3 separate regions of the Homo sapiens genome follow, and all the other regions are linked to region 1. The links are chromatin loops, found by intact Hi-C in ENCODE. Cell type or tissue: heart left ventricle. All regions are shown on one strand. Region 1 overlaps POPDC1 (popeye domain cAMP effector 1). Region 2 overlaps PREP (prolyl endopeptidase). Region 3 overlaps PREP (prolyl endopeptidase).

Region 1 (2,500 bases):
ATAATCACCAATGTTCATAAACCATGGTAATTACAAAGTTATTTAGTCTAGTCTTCCATCAAATTCCCACTGGTGACTGAATCCAAACACAGGAAAAATAACTAGAAAACTAATTATTTGAATACTTAAAAAATATGAATACCCTCACATCTATTTGAAGGCTTAGGATATTTAGAAGGCTCTATTTTTATACCACCATTAAATCACTGTATCATACATACATAATACATTATCATATATGCAAATAATATATAGCCATATAAACATTTATATATACACAGAGAGATACAACATGAAACTTTTATTGTCTTATTTAAATCTCTACTTTATTTCCCATAATAATTCTACCTGGTAGCATATCACAAATTTAAAAGTAGTAAACTTCCAGTTTACTTATACATATGAAAATCCATAGCAAGTACATTTAAAGAATATACATTTTACACATGCTTATATAAAACCATTTCCTATGTTACCTGTCTTCGGTCTCCGGTCCTTAAAAAACACTCTATTATTAATTGCACAAATTTGGTCCTTGCCAAACACTATGTAGGTTTACAGATTATATGAATTATTCTGTTTCAGCAAAATTCCAAATGGGGACCCTAAATACATTTAAATTTAGAAATATGTATTTCTTTCAAAATAAGGTCATGCAATTAATCTTACTCTTCTACTGCTTGTTCTTAACATACTAAAGGTTTTAGGTAGTAGAATAATTAATTGGTACAAAATGGGTATTTTGAAAGGATGTTAACAGACAAATGTGAAAGAATTCCACAGCTTAAAGATGATAAAAAACAAGCACACCAATTTACAAATTGTGAATGAAATGATCAAGTCAACTGAAGATCTTTTTACATAATTCTGAAATAGCTCATAAATATTAATAGTAATAGTTGACTTAGATATTGATTTGCTACAAAAAGGAAAGAAACAAAAATTCACCTATTTTCCAAATGTCTGAAATCAGCAAATATATAAGCCTATCAGGATGGCGGGGGGGAAGATCATTATTTTAATAACTCCATTTATACAAAATTTGCTTTTCAAGGCCAAACGAGAATGAATCTCGTAACTTCTGCAGGACAGAGAATGATATGAGGTATCCTCTATCACTCATAACCCAACATCACCTACCCTAGCATTACATAGGTTAATAATAACTATCATTTCGACAGCACTGTAGAATGTACCTACACTCCCATTGTCCTGTTTGTCCTCTAGGAGGCAGGGACAATGTTTATTCATCTATGTACTTCCAAGGCCTAGCCTCTGTAGAGAAGGCCACTGAGACAGGGATGAAAGCCACTCTGAAGGAACGTCAACCTGATAAACACTTTCAGAAATCACTGTTCCGTCTCCCCAGATCTCAGTAATAAAGCCAGAGGAGTGCCTAGCCTTCCTGAGGTTGAGTGAGGTTCTACACCACAAGCCACCAGGGTGCTACATAAGCCAGGGAAAGCCACTTCTGCTCCTCGGGTCTGTTTCTTCCTTGGAATAGGGAAAACTTTAATAGCCTATGGTTCTATAATACACATTTACATAATCAATCAATCAATACATGTTGCCCCTCGAGTTCACCCAATTTCACCTGTATTGCCTATTAATCCACTATAATTCAATATCAGGCTTTTACAAGTTCTTAAAGTGACACTAAAAGTACCAATTTCTGGTCCAAGAAAAATGACAGGAAAACTACTATTATGACCCAAGAACCAGAAAATATTATTAGCAGTTTTTAGAAGGTACGGTCATCCTAAACATGTTTTGACGCACGACACCTTATTAAAGAGAGAGAGAGATATATATAGATATATGTATCTATATATCTATATAATTGTCTATTGTGAAATGCCAGTTACCTATTGTCGAAAATATTGATCAGATCAGTTTACTTTGATTACCACTTAATCGTTAAGTGGCTTACACTTAACAATTCTTATACAGAGAATAGGTGGAAAGAGAAAGGTTAGACTGCTAAATTGGTAAACTTTTCAGATTAATTTTGACTAAATCAAGAGAAATTATTTTTCCCTCATCAGATCATCAAAGTTGAAGTCCTTAAATTACCTATACTAGTAAAGTTTTGTTTATCGTTTTTCAAATAGGTGATTGTAGGGCTAAATAGCTAAATGCTGAAACTAACATTAAACCTCTACCAAACTAAAAAAATGAAAAAGATAACTGCAAACGAGCGTCTTGCTAGTCGAGTTAATTCATTCTGTAATTCTAACTGAATCTTCGCACATCTCCCGAATGGCAAATGGCATTACATTGCTAAGAGTCTTTTCGCACTTATTCATGCTTCAAAGCAGGCAGTTTCTGGGACTTGTCTGGCCAACAACCCGTTCCCAAAGGCTCGGGGAAGGAGGTTGCGGGTGGGTGGCGCGGACCTCGGGTCCCCAGCCATCGGCGCTCTCCCGGGGCCCTCTGACCTCGCTCCTTAAAGGAGGAGGGTCCGTGGCAACGGTCCTCCTCGGCCAGGCGCTCTCGGGAC
Region 2 (2,500 bases), 140 kb after region 1:
ACAACTATTTGAGACAGGACACACAGGAACCTTATTTATATAAATTTTTATTATAATTTGTCTGAAATATTTTTCCAAAAGTGGTATTTAAATATGCATCTGAATTAAGACAAAAAATACAACTTACCTTAAATTTTAAGGTAATCTTTAAGAGGGAAAAATAGTCACTTTACAGTAGAGAGACTAGGCAGACACCACCTTAACCAAGTGATCCAAATTGATGTCACCAGGAATAAGACATATGAACACCATGTGCCCCCAATAGGATGCACTGAGAAGAGCACAATGTCACATCTGGGGTATTCTTGCTAAAACTGCATAACCTTGGCTGGTGCGCGGTGGCTCGTGCCTGCAATCCTAGCACTTTCGGAGGCCGAGGGGCGTGGATCACCTGAGGTCAGGAGTTCGAGACCAACCTGGTCAATATGGTGTAACCCTGTCTCTACTAAAAATATAAAAATTACCTGGGTGTGGTGGTGGGCGCCTGTAATCCCAGCTACTCGGGAGGCTGAGGCAGGAGAATCGCTGGAACCCAGGAGGTGGAGGTTGCAGTGAGCTGAGATCACACCACTGCACTCCAGCCTGGGTGACAAGAGGGAAACTCTGTCTAAATAAATAAATAAATAAATAAATAAATAATAACACTTAGTTTAAAACACATATATTGTACAGCTATACAAAACTATTCTTTTTTCATGTATATATATTTTTTTAAACTTTTTTTGTTAACTAAGACACAAACACACACTTTAGCCTAGGCCTACACAGGGTTAGGATCATCAATATTGCTCATTGTCTTCCACTTCACATCCTTCCAAGGTCTTCAGGGCCAGTAACGCTCATGGAGCTGTGATCTCCTATAACAGTGACTACTTCTGGAAAACCTCCTGAAGGACTTGCCTGAGACTGTCTTACAGGGTAGCCTTTTTTTGTTTTTAGGAGTATACTTCAAAATGATAAAAAACTATAATATAGTGAACACGTAAACTAGGAACAGCTGTTATGATCAAGTATTAGGTACTGTACATACTTGTATGTGCTAGACTTTTATATGACCGGCACTGCAGTAGGTCTGTTTACAACAGTATCACCACAAACACATGTGTGTTGCACTGCGACATGATGGTGGCTATGATGTCATTAGGTGATAGGAATTTTTCAGCTTGTTATAATCTTATGGGACTATCATTATACATGCAGTCATATGCAGAAATGTTATATGCTGCATGACTGTATCTTGGATGAATTGCAGCATTTCACACTCCAAGGCAAGACCAGAGTAGTGACAGAGCAGGGGGTGGCCCTGGTGTTCAGGTTCCTGCATCTTCTGGGGCCTGAGGTTGCAGGCAACCTGGTCCTCTGGAAAAATGCCAATCACAGCGCCAACACCTGAATGTCCTGGGGAAATAACTCAGTGCTACCTGTATTAACTTCCATCATTTTCTCTGGAGTTTTAGGGTGGTTATGTTTTGATGCTGATTTGGTTTTCAGGTTAACCTCAGTTTGACTCTCCATAGAGGTGACTGGAAGCTCTTTCCTCTGATGTTTCTCAAAGCCTTTCATACTTTGGAACTGGAAGACACTATAATATTGTGTCAATTAGATGTAAATCAGTTTCTAAATCATATATTACCATTATGATATTTTGTTTATAATTTCTAGATTATTTGGCATTAATAACCTCCACAAATGGCCACCAAGTCATTTTCTCTTGCACAGTAAACAAGAGCTTCCTTAGTCACTTACTTGGCATTGAACGAACCCTCCTTGCCCGTGCCTCCCCCTGCCTGCTTCTCAGTGCTGCGGTCACGTGGCTGCAGGAGGCCCTGAGCTCCTGAGCAGAGCAAAGCCTGTAAGGTGGATGCAGGGCATATTCTCAGGACACCCTATCAGCCGGCCTGATATTTGATCTACAGGAGCAAACTCAGAGAGAGAGAGGGACAGTTTTGCCTGCAAATGTGAACCCTGACCTAAAGACGGCTGCTCAAAATAGCCCTCATCCTCTTTGCCTAAGCCTGATATGCAAGCTTTTATCTCAGTTGCCCCTGGTCACCTGCCTTTCTTACTTGACTCTGCAGTTCTCCAGGTGGCTATTCCTGGATGGCACTCATCCAGAAAGGGTCATTGCTCTTTTTTCTCTTTATTTCACTACCAGAGATTATTTCGATAACATTATGATTTACAAACCATAAAATTCATACATTTCAAGTGTACAATTCAATGACTTTTTAATACATTTACCAGGTTGTGCAACCGTTACTGAAATCCAGTTTTAGAACATTTTTGTCATCCCGGTTAGATCCTTTATGCCCAAGTAGTTAATTACCATCTTCACCACCAACTCCAGGTACCCACTAATCTACATTCTATCTTTATAGAACTGCCTTTTCAGGATATTTCACTTAATCAGACTATACCCAGTCATTTGTGTCTGGCTTCTTTCACTTATAATGTTTTTGAGATTCATCCATGATATGGCATGTCAGTGATTTTTGTGATG
Region 3 (2,500 bases), 220 kb after region 1:
ACCATTTTTATTACTGTCAATTTTTAATATGTAGGTTACTCTGACAGTCTACTTCTGCAAAGTCACCTGTTGAATTATATTTAGAGTACTGATTAAATATAATTAGAAAATATTAAAAGAGAAGAAAGTACTAACATCTGTATTGATAAATATATTTGGAAAGAGGAAAAAATCTAGATGTAGAGAGAGTGTGGTATTCTACAGATGGGCTAAATAACATTTGGTCATTCACTGGTACTAAGCCTTTCATTTTCTATAAGCAGACAAAACCTGGGAGGTTATTAAAAAAACAGCCAAAAGCCACACCCCCATGCTTCTTCTCTGGTGGCTGGCAGAAAGACATGTCTCCTGAAGGTGGGAGGAGCACTCACCTCCAGGCTTCAGGGAGTAATTCACTCTTCCCCCTTGCCTTGGCTACTCTTTCTTGGCAAAGTTTCCTCGAATTTAACTTCTCTTTCCACCAGAGTGGAATCAAGGTCGTCAATGAAAGGGGGAAGTCACTCAGCTTGCTTTGGTTAAGGGTACTTGGTTATGCCATTCGTCATTGTAAAATGGATCTTCTGGGTGGTCCAGCCCAGTTCTCCAAAAGAGTCAACTACCACAGGCTCAAGGGCAAAAGCCTTTTCATAAAAGTGTATTCCTGTGCCCAGGTGGATGAGGTTGGACAAAGCTACTATCACCAGAAGTGGCTGATCTTAATAGGAAAATTTCGGTCAACTTCCTGTCCCCAGCCAAATTCTCACCTCCCATAACAAAGACACAATTTAACACGTGCCATCAACCACTGCAGTCCACTATTCAGGGCAGCCACAGCTGGGGTGTGTATTCCCCCAAGATTTATCAAGAGTCTACCAAGTGCTGGCTGCTGAATCAGGCTCAGGCACACACAGATCAATAGGCTAGAACCTTCAAGAACTCATGCTCAGGTGGGAGAGACAGATACACTAAAGGATACAGACACACACAGAAAAGGCCATGTTGTAGAACATTAATAGCAAGAAGTACAATGTATGATGTGAGTGCCAGAGAGGGGCATCTACAGGGTGGTGAGCTGGACGGAAAAATGAGTTCTGAGAAGGCTTTTGGGAAGTGATGACTCCTAAATGATGATTAAAGAAGTAGAATTCCCCTAGTTTCTTGAAATTGTCCATGCTTAAAACTCAAAGGCTACACTGGTTTATGTTATCTGGTACAGAGAGCTATGTTTAACATATATTCAAGTACGTACATTCATTCTCAAGTGTATATCTCACTGACAGACATCAGCATGTGTAGTGGGTGCTGTGCTGGGCTGCCCTCTAGGGCTGAAGCCCTCATCTCCCAGCTGATGGGTGTTGGGAGCAGACAGCTCTCAGACGAGAATCTCTCCAGGTCTCATCCTCAAGTTGAAGATGGCACCTCTCCCAAGGTCATGCATTCTTTTGGGTTCATCCACATATGACAACTGGTTAATGTAGGTTTATAAAGGCCTGGACCCCTCTCCCTCCTGTTAGGACAATGCTGAAGGGCTCACCTAGCTTGAGGGTTCCTGTAGGATTGTCTGACACCTCTGTGATGATTGCATCACAGCTGAAGTTCTCCCTCTGCTGCGATCGTTCGTCACACAGGCAGAGATTTTGAAAGCTCTCCCATCAAACTTCTAGCACACAAATTTCTATCTCAGAGTCTGCTTCCCAGGGAAACTGATCTGTGACAGCATGTAAGGCATCGCTAATATCCTGTAAATATGCAGTGTGTACAACACAGCCCACGGCCACTGTTCTTCCACTCAGTGTCCTCGCCAGGCCCAACAAACAGTTCACTTCTCTCCGCCTCAGGTCTGAATCAACTAGAAACAGAACAAGAGTCAACAGATGGAGAACCGAGATCTCAACTTTAGTGCTGAATAAGTACACACTTAAGAATGTGGCTTTGTGCTGTGAGTCAGCTAATCTGTGAACTCCCAACCTCTCTCATTTCTAGTCATTGAGAAACCAAGATTCAATGAAATTCCTTGGCAGGGAGGTCAGAAAAATGGGGAAAGAAGTGTTCCCCTTCCATCTTGGTGATTTCTTACCCTGGCATATTTTATGCTAGCCTGAGGAAACCTTTTTAAGTCTTGGCTTCTACTTTTGAAGACGAAACCCAGTAACAGCTATCATTCTAACTTACATTTATCAAAAGGTAGGACATAAGGTATGGGGGTATTGTATTTTATAGTTTCATTAAAGAAGCCACATTAATCCATTAACAATTCTACTGTGTATACTGTGGTTCTAGGCTACACTAAGGAAGTCCAAGAAAACTCTCACTAGACATAGTTCAAATTGTTAGAGTATATGTATAAAATACATATTTTATACTTAACTCTATTAGGTTCACATGTACTTGTCTGATAAACGTGTAATTCGGACAACTTAGCATATTCAGGAAAATAACTCCTATAAAAATCACAGAATTTAGAGGGACAAGTAGCAACTGGAGTCTTTTTAAGGGAATCTAGTCCCAAATAAATGTTTTT

The links. A loop is a pair of places that touch in the nucleus more often than their neighbours do. Peaks named below come from ENCODE experiments on the same cell type or tissue, not always from the same donor. Only the 100,000 strongest peaks of a DNase experiment are listed, where the experiment ranks them.
Region 2: it touches region 1 in a loop (2.9-fold over the local background); 7 of 110 quality-filtered maps call a loop at or near these places.
Region 3: it touches region 1 in a loop (4-fold over the local background); 27 of 110 quality-filtered maps call a loop at or near these places.

Annotation. Positions count from the first base shown.
Region 1 is chr6:105,133,925-105,136,424 of GRCh38, forward strand. All of the region lies in intron 1 of POPDC1 (popeye domain cAMP effector 1), which reads right to left. Among named protein-coding and RNA genes, the nearest start is that of POPDC1, 2.0 kb to the right of the region's middle. In heart left ventricle, CTCF peaks have their summits at 1,228 (motif pointing right) and 1,428; no DNase peak of the experiment used is centred here; H3K4me3 peaks cover 1,606 bases; H3K27ac peaks cover 1,582 bases.
Region 2 is chr6:105,271,094-105,273,593 of GRCh38, forward strand. It overlaps PREP (prolyl endopeptidase), which reads right to left. Exons shown (of 15, transcript NM_002726.5): 15 at 2,125-2,500. Among named protein-coding and RNA genes, the nearest start is that of PREP-AS1, 6.7 kb to the right of the region's middle. In heart left ventricle, no CTCF peak of the experiment used is centred here; no DNase peak of the experiment used is centred here; H3K27ac peaks cover 884 bases.
Region 3 is chr6:105,358,305-105,360,804 of GRCh38, forward strand. All of the region lies in intron 6 of PREP (prolyl endopeptidase), which reads right to left. Among named protein-coding and RNA genes, the nearest start is that of PREP, 44 kb to the right of the region's middle. RefSeq lists an enhancer at 1,690-1,879. In heart left ventricle, a CTCF peak has its summit at 1,329 (motif pointing left); no DNase peak of the experiment used is centred here.